2 separate regions of the Homo sapiens genome follow, and region 2 is linked to region 1. The links are chromatin loops, found by intact Hi-C in ENCODE. Cell type or tissue: PC-9. All regions are shown on one strand. Links, peaks and the distances in the headings refer to the core of each region. The heading gives the core; the rest is flanking DNA. Region 1 overlaps CCDC192 (coiled-coil domain containing 192). Region 2 overlaps SLC12A2-DT (SLC12A2 divergent transcript).

The links. Hi-C counts contacts between places; a loop is a spot of excess contacts. Peaks named below come from ENCODE experiments on the same cell type or tissue, not always from the same donor. Only the 100,000 strongest peaks of a DNase experiment are listed, where the experiment ranks them.
Region 2: a loop joins it to region 1, with 2.6 times the contacts of the local background. A loop is called at or near these places in 2 of 110 quality-filtered maps.

The regions. Positions count from the first base shown.
Region 1 is chr5:127,930,344-127,938,702 of GRCh38, reverse strand. The region is part of intron 6 of CCDC192 (coiled-coil domain containing 192); the gene reads right to left. It overlaps LOC124901059 (a long non-coding RNA gene), which reads right to left. Exons shown (of 3, transcript XR_007058925.1): 3 at 3,389-3,459. Among named protein-coding and RNA genes, the nearest start is that of SLC12A2-DT, 150 kb to the left of the region's middle. RefSeq lists an enhancer at 3,315-3,968. In PC-9, for the core only: CTCF peaks have their summits at 3,292 and 3,491; DNase peaks (open chromatin) are centred at 1,972, 3,142 and 3,692; H3K27ac peaks cover 3,751 bases.
Region 2 is chr5:127,985,042-127,993,400 of GRCh38, reverse strand. The region is part of intron 2 of SLC12A2-DT (SLC12A2 divergent transcript); the gene reads left to right. Among named protein-coding and RNA genes, the nearest start is that of SLC12A2-DT, 94 kb to the left of the region's middle. In PC-9, for the core only: no CTCF peak of the experiment used is centred there; a DNase peak (open chromatin) is centred at 5,140; H3K27ac peaks cover 495 bases.

The DNA of each region.
Region 1 (8,359 bases), core at 36-8,035:
GTTAAATACTTCAAATTTTCTATATTGCTTATGCATTAAAATGATAATATTTAGAATACATTGTGTTAAAGAAAATGTATTTTTAAAATAATTTAACTGACTTATTTTTATGTTTTTAAAAATGTGGCTCCTAGAAAATTTAAAATACATGGCTTGCATTTGTGGCTCCCATTATATTTCTGTTGGATAATGCTGGGCTAGCATTTCCTTCCAGATGAGCTCTCTCTGAAACCCAGGTGGATGTGTTACCTGGAGATGGCTCTAGTTAACCTGCACAGATATTGTTTGAGAGGGAGGATCTCTGGTCCTCAAGCATTGGCACACAGATTATTTTTCTGTTACCCCAGAGGATGGAGTCATGGAAATCAAAGTTTGGCAAAAAGTGATGACTGCCAATTAATTTTATTTGCTGGGGAATGGGTGATTTCTTGCCTGAATGCACTACCACAGCAAAGCTGCCCCACCTTAAGCAGGTGTGTAGGTACCCAGGTAGCAGGCTTTTGTATCCGTGACTGACAGTAATGTTTCTCTCAGTCCCTAAGCTACTCCTTAAACTACATAAGAAACTGATTCAGGTGGGTCGAAGTGAGTTTCATCAGGAGTAGGAGAAGGAAAATGGCAGCAAAGTGGCCAGGGAAGATGCTGAGGAGAGGAGCAGTGAACAGTGGGGGATGCAGGGCCTCAGCAGGGGGCAGGGGTGGAGGGGGGTGCATTGGAACCTCACTGTGCCTGTCTGACGTCTTCTTCCTCTTTGACTTCTCCTTCCATCTTTTCTCTCCTCAGTTTTTCCTCTGCTTTTAGAATGAGTTATTTTCAACGGATTTGTACAATGAAGAAAGGAGTTTAGTGTCACCCCTGGTCAAACTGGTCAAAACGTTTTTAGACAATGCAGTATAGGTAGAGTTCACCCAGCTCTAATGATACAGCAGCAAAAATGCGGCGAAGCGGCATTGCATAGGCAGTCACGGTCACTAGGACCACATCGCCCTTCTGGAAGAGAGTATTACAGGGAGAAGGTGGAAAGAAAATGAGAGGAGAAGCAAGTGTCTAGGCAGCTTGGGCTGCTATCACAAAGTACTACAGATGGGGTGGCTTAAACAAGAAACTTTTTTATAGTTCTGGGGGCTGGAAGTCTCAGATCAGGGTGTCAGGATGGTCAGGTTCTGGTGAGGACTCTCTTCCTGGCCACCTTTATGCTGCGTCCTCACATGGCAGAAAGAGAGAGACCAAAACCTCTCTCATATCTCTTCTTATAAGGGCACTGGCTGCATCATGAAAGGCCCACTCTCATGAACCCATCCAAGCCTAATTATTTCCCACAGGCCCCATCTCCAAATGCCATCTAGTCGGGGGCTAGGGCTTCAACACAGGAATTTTGATGGAGACATAATTCAGTCCATAGCACAAGAAGAGGACAGTCAGAAAAGGGGTAGAGTAGATGCTGAAAAAAAGAGAGATGGCATGAGGATTCCCATTGTACTGTTCTCATGTATTAAATGAAAATACTAATAGACAACCTAAAGACATACTAAAATTAAAAAAATTCTCATACAAGTATATTTTACTACTAGTCTCTTTACACATATAAAACACAAATATTTTGTTCCATTTCTAAATACATTACAACTAACAAAAGTGTTTAAAACTCTTTAGCAAAGTGGGGGACTTCAAGAGCCTCAAGTCCTATTTGTATTGGAAAGTGCCCAAGGCCACCCCAGTGAGTTTTCTAGAATCTACCACTAACCATCTCACTCCTCTCCCCCCATCTAGTCTCCCTCATCTGTAACAGGAAGTGATGTGTGTCCCCAAAGTCCTGACAGCTCTACATGTCCCACACTTCACACACCTGTGGTCCCTCATAGGCTTCTGCTGGCAGCTCAGTCTTGCCAAGGCGGGTCTCCCGGAAGCCTGGAGGTGCTGTTATCTGACCAGATTTTCTCAGCCTTAACCCCACACCCACAGGATCCAGGAAACCCAGAGATTGCAACAAGAAAGGCTCTTCTATGTGAGACGGAGGAAAAACCTGATTAGCAACAGTGAGGGTATAAACTCATCACTTTCGCCACTACTGAAGGGGTTTTTACAGTCATACATCATTCTTCATCATTTTCCCTCTTTCTTCTATGACTTAAAATAGATGTAAGTCAGGACTGAGAATGATGGTGTACAGTTCTCGCAAAAAGACTATAGGGGATGGCCGGTGGGAATTGGGCAGGGTTAGAAAGATTTAGTGAGAGGAGAGGCAGTCCCAGCATTCTGCCTTCGGCTGACCCAGGCTGTACTCACTTTTCTATGTCAGCCTTGAAAGACCAAAGGCCCAGAAGAAAATATGACCTTGCCTTTGGCCATTTCCAGCTTCCTGTTCTTCATACCCTCAAAACCTTTATGCTCTGAGAAAAGTGACATGTGAAAGTTACATCAAAAATGACTAATAATAACTAAATAGATAACAATAGAGGTGACTGTAGTTGAAGGAGTACCTTAAAAGACTGAGCGTTGACTACATTTTTGGGGTGATCTAGCCTCATCTGCTACCAGTATAGGAATTATTTCTGTAACATCTCTTTGATAATTTTTTTTCTTTTCTTTTCTTTTTTTGAAACGGAGTTTCGCTCTTGTTGCCCAGGCTGGAGTGCGATGGTGCGATCTTGGCTCACCACAACCTCTGCCTCCCGGGTTCAAGCGATTCTCCTGCCTCAGCCTCTTGAGTAGCTGGGATTACAGGCATGAGCCACCACACTCGGATAATTTTGTATTTTTAGTAGAGACGGGATTTCTCCATGTTGACCAGGGTGGTCTCGAACTCCCAACCTCAGGTGATCCACCTGCCTCGGCCTCCCAAAGTGCTGTGATTACAGGTATGAGCCACCGTGCCTGGCCTCTCTTTGATAATTTTCTAAGCAAGTGGCTCTCAGTCACTGGTGTCCCTCCAGCTCTTCAGAGGTTGGCTGCCAATTGTAATCAATGAGTTAAAAATCTGAATTTTGTGATCACTGCAGCTGTACACTGTCACAGAGAGACCTGACAGAGGGAACACTGCCATACATAGACTGGGAAAACAGTGGGGCATCACTTGTTGCTAATCAGAGCAAGAAGGAGTGGTTTCATATTAGGTCAACATACCTAGAATGTGTGAAAACATTGCTTCACGAGTCCAAGATGTTAACACTTTTCTGTAAACAGTGATGCAGGGCTGAAAAGTGACCCAATGAATAGGAGGAAGAGTTCTTTTAGATTTTCTAAATACTTCTTGCTAAAAAGGGATATTCCCCTTTTGATTTCTTTATGGGTGCCACCAAAAAGTATGCATTGAACAGAGAAATGCTGAGAAGCACTGATCTAATTTCTGACCCAACTACCTCTAACAATGGGAAATATACTTGTTGCTAGCCAGATCCCAAGTATCCTCCATAGTCATCTTCTTGTTCATTCATTCATCCAATAATTATGTTTGGGAACCTGCACATAGAGAATAAATAAGATAAAATGTTGGCTCCACAGCTGCAGCTTCACAGTGAAGTAGGGGAGGGGCAGCACTGAGTTAGGCCCTAAAGGGCATTTGGGATTAGCCTAAACAAACACCTCAGCTGGGTACTCACTCATGAAGGTTTACTTTTCCCTCTGCCTTTCAAGCTAATGACTAAGGCTGCCAAGTATTTACTCAACAAGAAAGACCCAACAAGGATCACCGGTGAGGTGATTAAATACCTCATTCCACCAGAGCCACCCAGGATTGCTGTTTGGATTAAAAGACAATGTCAGCTTCCTCCTCTGTACAAATGCCCACTACTCTGACTCACTATGGGGCTGGTTTTGAAAGTTATGTATTATTTGTCTGCAACCACCACAGAGTCCAGGGTCATCTCTTGCCATACTTGGACTTGCACATACTTGGCACAGCTTTAGGACATATTCTTTAGAAATATATCCCTCCCACTTAAATTGACAAACCTAAACAAAACTTTTTAGGTTTTCTATCCTCTAGATTTTTACAGTGAACGTTTGCAAATGGCTATTCTCTGAAATAAATGATTCACTTATTTTTTTTGTATTGTAGTACAAATATTTTTCTTTTTGAAAATCAAATTAGTCCTATGTCTTGAAGTTTCATCTGTCCTCCCCTTTTAATGTTTTTACTTGTAAAGAGACCAATCTATAGTGCCAAGTGACTGACTTCAAAGGTACTTCAATTTCCTTCCACTAAAGCTGTCAACATTTAGGATCCATCTGAAGTAGGCACGTGTTAATTGATTTGGAAAAAACAAGCAGCATTATAAGAATACAATTGGTTGGCAAAGAGGTTTGGTCACTAAAAAGAATTAAAATGTAGTATATAAAATTAGCTAGAAACTTTTGATAATATAATGAAGATCAGTCTTATAATAGTTATATTTTAGAGGAAAAATTCGAGATGTAATGGCACAGTGGAGAGAATATATGTTTTCACCTAGCAACAGGCCCAAACCTGAGAGTTTAAGAAGATCTGTCTGTTTTAGTAAGTGACTTAGAAGGGAACAAATACTTAGTTGAGATCATGATGGAAGGGCTGCAGCCTGAATGACATGGGGTAGTGCTCCTGAGAGCAGTGGATCAGAGAGCCTGTAGAACACCCAGTGAAAAGGAAAACAAGAGGCAAGAGAGACCATGTAGGAAGCAGTTGTTGCCTACTGCTCATCTGGGCCTTGAGAAGTTGTGGTGCCTGCATATCTCAGTCTGCTTAGGATGCCTTAGTTTATAAACAACAGAATTTTATTTCTCATAGTTCTGGAGACTGGGAAGTTGACGATCAAAGTGCCGGCACGTTCATTGTCTAGTAAGGACCCATTCCTCATAGATGGTGCCTCCCAGCTGTGTCCTTATATGGTGGAAAAGCCAATAGGCTCCCTCAAGATTCTTTTATAAAGCATTACTCCCATTCATGAGGGCTCTGCCCTCATGACCTTGTCACCTCCTAAAGACCTTACCTTTTAATAGCAACCCACTGGGGATTGGATGTCAACATACATATTTTGGAGGACCACAAACATTCAGACCCTAGTACTCCACCAGTCTCCAGACCAGAGTGAGGGGCCTGGCTGATGAAGACACTTCTAGGACTTGTTTATGGTTTAGTGAACACGTAGAATGAATGAAAAACACTTGTCTCTAACCACTCGCATCACTCATGTGGCAATTAGATGCTCTCACGGTGAGAGGTGTGTGGGAGTTAAGCAGACCAAGAGAAATACAGATTCCTATCTTACTTCTTATGCTCAGTCTGAGGCATATACTCACTCCAGTGCCCATGCTCATCATTTATTTAAGTGGTAATTCCCTCTCGCCTAGTATTTAAGTATCGCAATAGCTTCTTCTCTGGTCACCCTGCTTCTGCTACTTTAGGCTGGTTTCAACTCTGCACAGAGAGGTCCCATCAAAATATAAGTCAGGTCTTGACACTCTCGCCTACAATCCTCCAGCGACTTTTCGTCTCATGCAGACCAAAGTCTCACACTGATCTTCAAGGCCCTATGTGATCTGGGACCTCTTTACTTCGATAGCACGTAACCTATTCCTCCTTCCTCCTCTCCAGAGTAAATGCAACATTTCCTCTGCTACATTTCCACAATTCTCACTGCTGTTCTACCAGGCCTGGCATGTTCTTATCCCAGGGACTTTGCATTTACTATTTCCTCTGCCTGCACAATTGTATACCTGAGGCATACATGGCTAGCTCTCTCAGTTCCTTCAGGTCTTCAACCCTCCAAAGTCACCTTCACACAGTGAAGCCTTCCCTGGCCATCTTACCTACAATTTCAACCCAAGCCCCATTGCTGAACACTTCACATCCATGTTTTCTGCCTTGTTTTTACTGACATGCTGTATCTGACTATTCTAGATCTGGTTTTTATCTTGTTTGCAGTCACTCTCCCCTCGTGGAATGAAAGCTCCATGAAAGCAGAGCTTTTTTATTGTTTTGTTCAGTACTGTATCCCCTGTGCCCAAAATAGTGCATGGATTGTAGTGATGGTCATTTGTCAAGTGAATAAATAAATGAAAGTTAAGTGCATATATAACACAAATCACCTAAGAAAGCATCAGCCCGAAGGTTACAATTGCTGTATCTTTAGGGTGGATACAACAATATCCTAGATTCCCTCCCCAGGAGTATTTTTTTCTTCAAATAATGCTTTCACTACTGCATTAGAAAAAATAAACTGGTGGCCGGGCATGGTGGCTCATGCCTGTAATCCCAGCACTTTAGGAGGCCGAAGTGGGAGGATCACCTGAAGTTGGGAGTTCGAGACCAGCCTGACCAACATGGAGAAACCCTGTCTCTACTAAAAATACAAAATTAGCCGGGCGTGGTGGCGCATGCCTGTAGTCCCAGCTAGTTGGGAGGCTGAGGTGGGAGTATCACTTGAACTTGAAAGGCAGAGGTTGCAGTGAGCCAAGATCGTGCCATTGCACTCCAGCCTGTGCAACAAGAGTGAAACTTTGTCTCAAAAAACCCACAACAAACTGTTGTCATTGCATGTAATATCACTGAGTTTACTTTTTTTTTTTTTTTTTGAGACGGAGTCTCACTCTGTTGCCCAGGCTGGAGCGCAGTGGCACGATCTCGGATCACTGCAACCTCTGCCTCCCAGGTTCAAGCGATTCCCCTGCCTCAGCCTCCCAAGTAGGTGGGACTACAGGTGCGCACCACCACTCCCGGCTAATTTTTTTTTTGTATTTTAGTAGAAACAGGGTTTCGCCATGTTGGCCAGGATGGTCTCGATCTCCTGACCTCGTGATCCACCTGCCTCGGCCTCCCAAAGTGCTGGGATTACAGGTGTGAGCCACCGTGCCCAGCCTACTTTCTTTTTTGATAGAAAACAGAAAGTTAGAAAAATTGATCCCCTAGATGTCTTCCCAATCTAGGATTTAGATTTCTATAAGCTGTAAAAATTGTTCCCCAAGTCTGGCACTGGGAAATCTCTGTTAATATGGAGAATCCAAGATCTCATCCTTGAAATTCTGCTTGAGTGACTCTAGAAGGGTGCCTGGGAATCTATATTTTTACAGAGCTTCCCAAGGAAATCTGATGATCAGCCAGGTTTCTACAAGTGAATTTCTGCTGACCTGCAAGATTTATGGTGAACCAAGATTTGGCTAAATCCTAACAGGTAGGCCAGAAATCACCAGGCAAGCCTATTCTTGACAAGGCTGCAATATGCACAGCTGGAGGAGGGAGAGCACATCTATTGTGCTGGCTACTTGACAAAGCTTTGCCTTTAAATGTTACTAGCTGATTGAATGCATCCATGGTCCTTGCAACCCAGCCCCGCTGCTTTAATTAGCTTACATCCCAACAATATCTTGCCAGTTCCAATTTGGCTAAATTATCTCCAGAACATACAGAAAAAATGATGAGTGTTCAGGGGTTTGTTTCTGTTTTTGCTTCCATTTCTGTTTCAGTGGATGAATAGATCTATTTCCTTAGACTCTCTTTTCCTTCCTATGGGTAGGGGTGGGAAAGAGAGGATGAGCCAGAGGGAGAGGAAGGAAGAGATTGGACTTTGGGTTGGAAGCACAGTGACTCCCCAGCTTCCACAGAAGTTTAACAGTTACCACCACCATGCAGGGAGGAAGTGAATCCCCCACTCCTGAGAATCTGAATCCAGGCCCTTATTCCTGGAGCTTGCTGGAGTCAGCACATATGTCCAAGAAGACTGATAAGAACAGTATCACAGAAAGATGTTTGCATACACATCTTTGCTAGCACAGGAAAGGCTGGCAGGGTGTTGGTCGTTTGTGCGGAAAAGCAAGTGATGATGTCTCAAAGATGACGCCACAAAATGAATATAGGCTTGTGGAAGGTGGGGGTAGGCCCCAGTGGCCAGACATTGGCTGGTGAGCAGAGTGCAGTGTGTATCCCATCTTCTATCTACTCTCCAGTAGCACAAAGTGCTCCATTAGGATTGAGGGTAGGATAACCTAGGCTAACTTACTTAGCTCATCAGTTCCTTTCTGGGGCAGAGTTCCTTCCCACCCACTGCAGGGTCTCAGGCCACATCAGAATATTTTACAGAAGGGGTTCTTGGTAAGGTTGAGAAGACTGTTAGCATAACCATGTACCTGAGTTATACCAAGAGGAAGTCAATCTGAGCAGAAGAAAGGGTTTCTGGAATCTCTCTTACTTCCTCCTATGAGTAGGACCTGAAGTCTCCTCCCACAACTCTGGCTTTGAAGAGAATAATGGATGGAATGCAGTGACCAGCAGCCTGGCCAGAAGCCACAAGGTAAAAATGGACACTGGTGGGAGGTTAGGAAATTCCAGGAGGGAGAGTCCATGAGATTGAATGAATGGAAGAAAGATAGAAGACAATAGATGAAGCAC
Region 2 (8,359 bases), core at 253-8,252, 54 kb before region 1:
CCTTGCCTTTCTTTCTTTGTTCTTATCAATCTTCTTTACATGCATCATTTCCATAATTTCCATAAATTCCTGAGTGCTCTTGGTTTTTATGTATTCTTTACGTTCTTCTTCCTTGAATCTTATGACGTCTCTAAAGAGAGCTCGTTGGATGACAAGTGATGAAAACAGGAGGTCCTTATTCCCATTGGCACTGTTAGTTTGGCTTTCAGTATCCACCGTCTTAGTTTTTCTGGCAGCCATTCTGATAATACCTCTATGTGTATAGAGAACTATTTCAGACAGTTTTCAAAACAATGATAAGCTCTATAACCATGTCAGTGTCCCAAAGTATCTAAACATCGATTACATTTTTCATGAGCCTAGATTTTTCTATAGACAAAGAAAAGTTTGCCCTCTAGTCTTTTTTTAATCAAGCTCCAGAGCTAACTTATAGTGAGTTGCTTAGAAGTGGAAGACCCTAGTCATTGCCTGACTCTGGGGCCCAAGTAGATCATGTGTGCATTTGACTGCAAGCCACTTGGGGTCTTAAACAACTCCAGGTGTGGACTTTCTGTGTATAGTCAAGACATTCTTCCCAAAATCTTAAATAAAATTGCTTGTTGCCCATTAAATTTTATTCTTTTTGTTTGTCTTGTGTGAATTCCTCCACAAACTTGGTATGAAATTAATGCCACCATTATTTTATTCATTTCAAATAATCTTTTTAGTCTCACCTGTTTTGTGTGTGTGTGTGTGTGTGTGTGTGTGTCTGTGTGTGTGTCTTTCAGGTCTCTAAGAACACTAGGAATTTACGTAGTCCAAAGACGGGACAAAGGGAGAGTTAGGAGCCTGAGTTTCATATACAAGCAAAGAGAGAAATTGAGTCTGATCAATTCCCATTGCCTCTGGCTGTCACGGGATGTCACTATTGATGACTGCTCTCAAGACAAGTGGTGTGTATCATAGCTGTGATGGTTCTGTGGTTTAGAAGGGGTCCTTAGAGGGAGTCCAATACCACCCCACCAACACTAAACTTGCTTGGCTCTTTCCTATACAGCACATTAATAGGTCTCAGGTTTGCTGGGTTGGTCTGGCCTGATATTTGTCCACTCATAGACCCAAAACAACATCTCCCTTCTCTCCTTCAGGATCCACTCAGTTTGATTTCATTCATATTGAGAAGACTTGTTCAACTCTCTTCTGAGGATGAATACTTTCAGTAACTCAAAAGTGTTTTATCTTCTGAAAAGGATTCAGAAGTGATTCCAGGGTACTGACAGCTACTCTTCTTTTGTTTGGGAAGGATTACTGTCCCCAGGGTATAATCTTCAGTGAGATAAAGGTGATTGGTGATTTTGTGGCACTTTTCTAGATGGCTTAGATTATAGTTTGTTTGTTTCCTAAATTGTGATATTTTTGAAAGGACACTAAGAATAATTGTACCAGAACTCCACTCATAAACAAGGGAAGCTAGGATGTTTGGTTCTTCAAAACTTTTTTCATTAGAGAGGAAAGAGAAATAGAAATGTAATGTATGGTGGACCTTCTACTACAATGGATAAGAGCCTACTAACTTTTTAACGTCAAAAGAAAAATCAAATACCATTCACTGAAGGAGAACAGGAAAAAAAATTAAAGTTTGTCTTCAAACAAAAATGGATATTATACTGATCACACAAAGTCCCATAACTAGATTTTCTTTCTTATATAATCAACATTTATTGAGCACCAACTGCATGCAAGGTCATACTGGTCATGGGGAATGCATGTATGAATAAAACATTTCCCATCTGCTGTTTTGAATAAAAAAAATTTCAACTTCTACATCTGTTTTTTCTCTCTGAAGCTGCTGGTGTTACTTGTATTAAGTAATAGTAAGATTGAAATTTTGTCAGGAATTTATCCATTTCTTCTAGATTTTCTAGTTTATTTGCATAGAAGTCAAATCCCTGAATAGACCAATAATAAGTTCTGAAATTGAGGCAGTAATTAACAACCTACCAACAAAAAAAGTCCAGGACCAGACGGATTCACAGCTGAATTCTACCAGAGGTATAAAAAGCAGCTGGTACCATTCCTTCTGAAACTATTCCAAGCAGTAGAAAAAGAGGGAATCCTCCCTAACTCATTTTATGAGGCCAGCATCATCCTGATACCAAAACCTGGCAAAGACAAAATAAAAAAAGAAAATTTCAGGCCAATATCCCTGATGAACATCAATGCGAAAATCCTAAATGAAATACTGGCAAACCAAATCCAGCAGCACATCAAAAAGCTTATCCACCACAAACAAGTCAGCTTCATACCTGGGATGCAAGGCTGGTTCAACATACTCAAATCAATAAATGTAATCTGTCACATAAACAGAATCAATAACAAAAACCACATCATTATCTCAATAGATGCAGAAAAGGCCTTCGACAAAATTCAACAGTCCTTCATGCTAAAAACTCTCAATAAGCTAGATATTGCTGGAACTCTGGAAAGCTCAAAATAGTAAGAGCTATTTATGACAAACCCACAGCCAATATTATACTGAATGGGGGAAAACTGGAAGCATTCCCTTTGAAAACCAGCACAGGAGAAGGATGCCCTCTCTCATCACTCCTATTTAACATAGTGTTGGAAGTTCTGGCTAGGGCAATCAGGCAAGAGAAAGAAATAAAGGATATTCAAATAGGAAAAGAAGAAGTCAAATTGTCTCTGTTTGCAGATGACATGACTGTATATTTAGAAAACCCCATAGTCTCAGCCCCAAATCTTCTTAAGCTGATAGGAAACTTCAGCAAAGTCGCAGGACACAAAATCAATGTGCAAAAATCACAAGCATTCCTATACACCAATGACAGACAAACAGCCAAATCATGAGTGAACTCCCATTCACAATTGCTGCAAAGAGAATAAAATACCTAGGAATGGAATACAACTTACAAGGGATGTGAAGGACCTCTTCAAGGAGAACTACAAACTGCTGCTCAAACAAATAAGAGAGGACACAAATAAATGGAAAAACATTCCATGCTCATGGATAGGAAGAATCAATATCGTGAAAATGGCCATACTGCCCAAAGTAGTTTATAGATTCATTACTATCCCCCATCAAGCTACTATTGACTTTCTTCACAGAGTTGGAAAAAACTACTTTAAACTTCATATGGAACCAAAAAAGAGCCCGCAGAGCCAAGACAGTCCTAAGCAAAAAGAACAAAGCTGGAGGCATTATGCTACCTGACTTCAAACTATACTACAAGGCTATACAGTAACCAAAACAGCATGGTACTGGTACCAAACAGAGATATAGACCAATGGAACAGAGCAGAGGCCTCAGAAATAACACCACACATCTACAACCCTCTGATCTTTGACAAACCTGAAAAAAACAAGCAATAGGGAAAGGATTCCCTACTTAATAAATGGTATCGGGAAAACTAGCTAGCCATATGCAGAAAACTGAAACTGGACCCCTTCCTTACACCTTATACAAAAATTAACTTAAGATGGATTGAAGACTTAAACATAAGACCCAAAACCATAAAAATCCTAGAAGAAAACCTAGGCAATACCATTCAGGACATAGGCACGGGCAAAAACTTCATGCCTAAGTCACCAAAAGCAATGGCACCGAAAGCCAAAATTGACAAATGGGATCTAATTAAACTAAAGAGCTTCTGCACAGCAAAAGAAATTATCATCAGAGTGAACAGGCAACCTACAGAATAGGAGAAAATTTTTGCAATCTATCCATCTGACAAGGGCTAATATCCAGAATCTACAAAGAACTGAAACAAATTTACAAGAAAAAAACGAACAACCCCATCAAAAAGTGGGCAAAGGATATGAACAGACACTTCTCAAAAGAAGACATTTATGCAGCCAACAAACATATGAAAAAAATCTCATCATCACTGGTCAATAGAGATATGCAAATCTCTATTGAGATTTCTATTCTGTTAGAATGGTGATCATTAAAAAGTCAGGAAACAACATGCTGGAGAGGATGTGGAGAAATAGGAATGCTTTTACACTGTTGGTGGGAGTGTAAATTAGTTCAACCATTGTGGAAGACAGTGTGGCTATTCCTCAAGGACCTAGAACGAGAAATACCATTTGACCCAGCAATCCCATTACTGGGTATTTACCCAAAGGATTATAAATCATTCTACTATAAAGACACATGCAAACGTATGTTTATTTCGGCACTGTTCACAATAGCAAAGACTTGGAGCCAACCCAAATGTCCATCAATGATAGACTGGATAAAGAAAATGTAGCACATATACACCATGGAATACCATGCAGCCATAAAAAAGGATGAGTTCATGTTCTTTGCAGGGACATGGATGAAGCTAGAAACCATCATTCTCAGCAAACTAACACAAGAACAGAAAACCAAACACCGCATGTTCTCACTCATAAGTGGGAGTTGAACAATGACAACACATGGACACAGTGAGGGGAACATCACACACCAGGGCCTGTCGGGGTGGGGGGACTAGGAGAGGGATAGCATTGGGAGAAATACCTAATGTAGGGTGACGTGTTGATGGGTGCAGCAAACCACCATGGCACATGTATACCTATGTAACAAACCTGCACGTTCTGCACATATACCCCAGAAATTAAAGTATAATTAAAAACAAAAGAAATTTTTTTTAGTGTTATAGAATTAGTATTGGTGAATTCCTTCTTTGCTATTGTTTTAAATTTCCTTTGAAAACAAACAGCAGTTGAATTAAATATGTTGAATTGGGAATATGCCAATATTTTATTCTTCTTAAAATTGGAGAATGTGATGACTCTGAAACATATGCATCCTGGCTTAGTCTAAGCATCAGTCATTGATTGCTGTGGCTGCCTTCAGTGTAAATCTTGTTTAACCTTAGTCTAGCTCAAAAGACAAAATGCTCTCAGTTAGGTTTGACAGAAGAACCTGTAAAAACAAGAGGCTTACATTGTACCTCTGGATGGTTTGGAGTAACTTGTGATAGATACTCTGTTCACCTGGCATAATTAGATTCAACATTGTTAAAATGTCTGGATTCATAATCACAGCTCTTGGGAACATTAATAAATTGTGGAGGCCATTTTGTTTGCATTCCACAAAGGATGATCTTTTTGTAAAGCTTGCTGTGCAGGGGAGATTTTTGGGCTCTCTTCCAAGATGACTCAGCTCTTGTCTGGCTGTTCTATGAATTGGTTACTTGGAAAATAATGTAAATAACAACTGCAATGGTAAATTACAAGTAGGGACAGCAAGCATCCTGGACATCTAGCATGCAAAAAAGCCCTGCCCATTAAGGCAGGCATTTAGGTCAGTTGCTGATGCTATGGAGGCAGATGTTATGGGAACATTGTAGCGTACATGTGTTTGAGCACATCTTGCTCAGGGATGCTGGATGTGCCTCGCATTGCCTTGACCACAGACACTGACCACAACCAGGTATCTGGAGAGGATGGAACAAGAGTAGTGCAAATTTATAATCATTTCTGAAAAAAACAAAACAAAACAAAACAAAAAAACCTCAAAGCTCCTCAAATTCTAGAATATACCATGTGGTTAAACAGCTAATTACATGCTGCCTATGTTTTCCTTAATTTGTTCCACATGTGATAGTCTTAGCTCCCCAAATAGACTGTTAGAAGGCATAGTCCCTGACAAAGCTGGGAAGCATGAGGAGCTGGTATTGGAAGTCCTCCCACCCACCCTCTCCTGGTGTCCTCCACTACCCTCCCCATCAGCCCCCAGAAGTACTACTGTTGTATCCCCTTTCCCCTAATAGGACACTGTGCTCTAGGCCTACCCAGTGTGACCTTTCCAATTAGGCAAATCTGTTAGAATTTGCTCAGTACTTACTGTGTGACCTCTGGAAAGCTCCTTATCTCCTTGTTTCCTCCCTGTATGGAGCTAAAAATACTGGATGGTTGTGAGGATTAAACAAAGTAAGGTATTAAAATGGCTTAAACAATGTGTAGCACATGTAAATAGTGTAATAAATGCTGCTCCTCTTTGCTTCTCCTCAGTTGAATTCTAACTGTACTCTACACTTACTGAGGCTGACTCTCATGAGTTACATCTGTAAATGAGAATTATGTATTTTAGAGTAGAAAAGGCTTTAGAAATGATCCAGGCTGGAAGTTTTTGAGGAGTGTTCTCCATGGCCTCGGGTTCCTCTGGGACATCCCGAGGAAGGCTGCAGTATTGCCCAAGGAGCAGAGCTGGTAGAGCTCTGGCTTTTGACCTCTTTTAATCAGAGAAATACTGCTTTTATCAGTTGTAAATAGTGAGATTTTCATAAGATTTCATTTTGGGAATACAAAAGTGTTCTGTTCCTTGCCCCCACCCCCACCCCCCAAAAAATAGTTTGAAATGCTGCTTTGGCCAATACTTCATTTTATGGATAAGGGAAATGAAAAAAACTCAAAGACATTACAGATTCAAGCCTTTGCCTTGTTCTTTCTACCCCAAGTCCTTGGACTCTCCCTTCTTGGAGCACTTCCTTTAGCGTTTTAAATGCCATTTGACCAGACTCCACATTGAACTGTACTCTTGCAAGCTTTGTTCAGTAAAGATTTATTAAATTCAAATTACCACCAAAACTTTCACAACTGTTTATGATTGAAGCCCCTTCTACGACTGCCAACATAATCTGAGTTTCATTTGTTCACTTTTTGAAATCCAAATATATTGGATTTGAAATCCAATGTAGAGAATTACTCAAGTAATACAATAATATGTGCTATAAACATTCAAACAATGAAGATGTGTGTAGCATAAAAAGCAAAAGTGCTTCCTCATCCATCAGCCTTCCCCTAAGTCAGGTCAGTTAACTTCCTACCCTACCGTGGAACCACTGTTAAAATTTTAAGACATTGAAGATATTACTCTGAATCTACTTACATTCACATTCACATATAGTTTCAGTTTTCTCCATATAAGGAAAACCAAACTCCTTATATTGTTTGACTTGATTTTTTACTTCTAAAAAGTCATAGAGATATTTCTGAGTAAGTCCCTATATATCAATGTTACTCTTTAAAAATTCTCCACGGTATTTCCATTATATTTCTTGGGGTGAATGTCACCAAAAATGGGCAAATAGATGGTTTTCTTTTTTTTTTCCATTACAAATACCCTTGCAATGAACATTCTTGTATATATCTTCATGTACACATTTGAAAGTATATCTCTAGCTTGGGTGAGGTGGCTCACGCCTGTAATCCCAACACTTTGGAAGGCAGAGGCTGGTGGGTCACTTGAGGTCAGGAGTTTGAGACCAGCCTGGCCAACATGGCGAAATCGTGTCTCTACTAAAATTACAAAAATTAGCTAGGTGTGGTGGTGCATGTCTGTAGTTCCAGCTACTCGGGAGGCTGAGGTGGGAGAATTGTTTGAAGCCGGGAGGCAGAGGTTGTAGTGGGAGGAGATTGCGCCATTGCATTCCAGCCTGGGTGATGGAATGAGACTCTGTCTAAAAATAAATAATAAATAATAAAAGTGTATCTTTAGAATAAATACTGGGAGAATTTCACGGTCAATTAAAAAACTTGATAGATGTAGACAAACTGCCCTCCAAATTTCCATATTCATTTATCTTCCCATTATTACTCTCAACCAATACAAAATATTTAAACATATATTTTTCTTTTATTATATTTTAAATTTTATGTCTTTAATTTTTCCAGTGAAAAAGATTAAAGTGATTTATTATTTTATTTTGTAAGTCTTAGTTTCTTGACAGGGTTGAATGTCTTTGCACATGTTATTTCATTTGTATTTTGTTCTGTAAATTATCTCTTTATATCACTGCGCATTTTTCTATTGGGTTGTTTGTCTTTTTCTTATTCATTTATAGCTTTTAAAATGTATTTTTGACATTTTTTAATATACATAATATATTTTATTTTAATCCTTTGTTATATATATTACACATTTTTTCTTCATTTATTTTTTAACTGTTAACTTTGTTTATGGTCTATTTGATATATAAGATTTATGTTTTCATACGGCAACATCTGTCAGTCTTTTGCCTTATGCCTTCTGCAAGCCCTGTCAAATTTTCCTTCCTAATTCAAACACTTCACTCTTCTTTCTGTCGTTCTTGCCTAAGACACTATTTTCTCTTGCCAAGACCACTGCAATAGCCTCATAACTGATCTGCCAGCTTCCACCCTTGACTCTCCACAATTCATTGTCCATGTCTTTCTTATTAAAAAATATTTATGCGATATTACTCTGTTTAAAATTCTTTAATTAATTCACATTTCATTTAGGATAAAATCCAAACTCCTTGCTCCAGCTTGCTTTCTTACTCTAACTTACTCTATTTTACAGATCCTAAATGGTCTGACCTACCTCTCAGACTTCATCTTAGATGGGTAC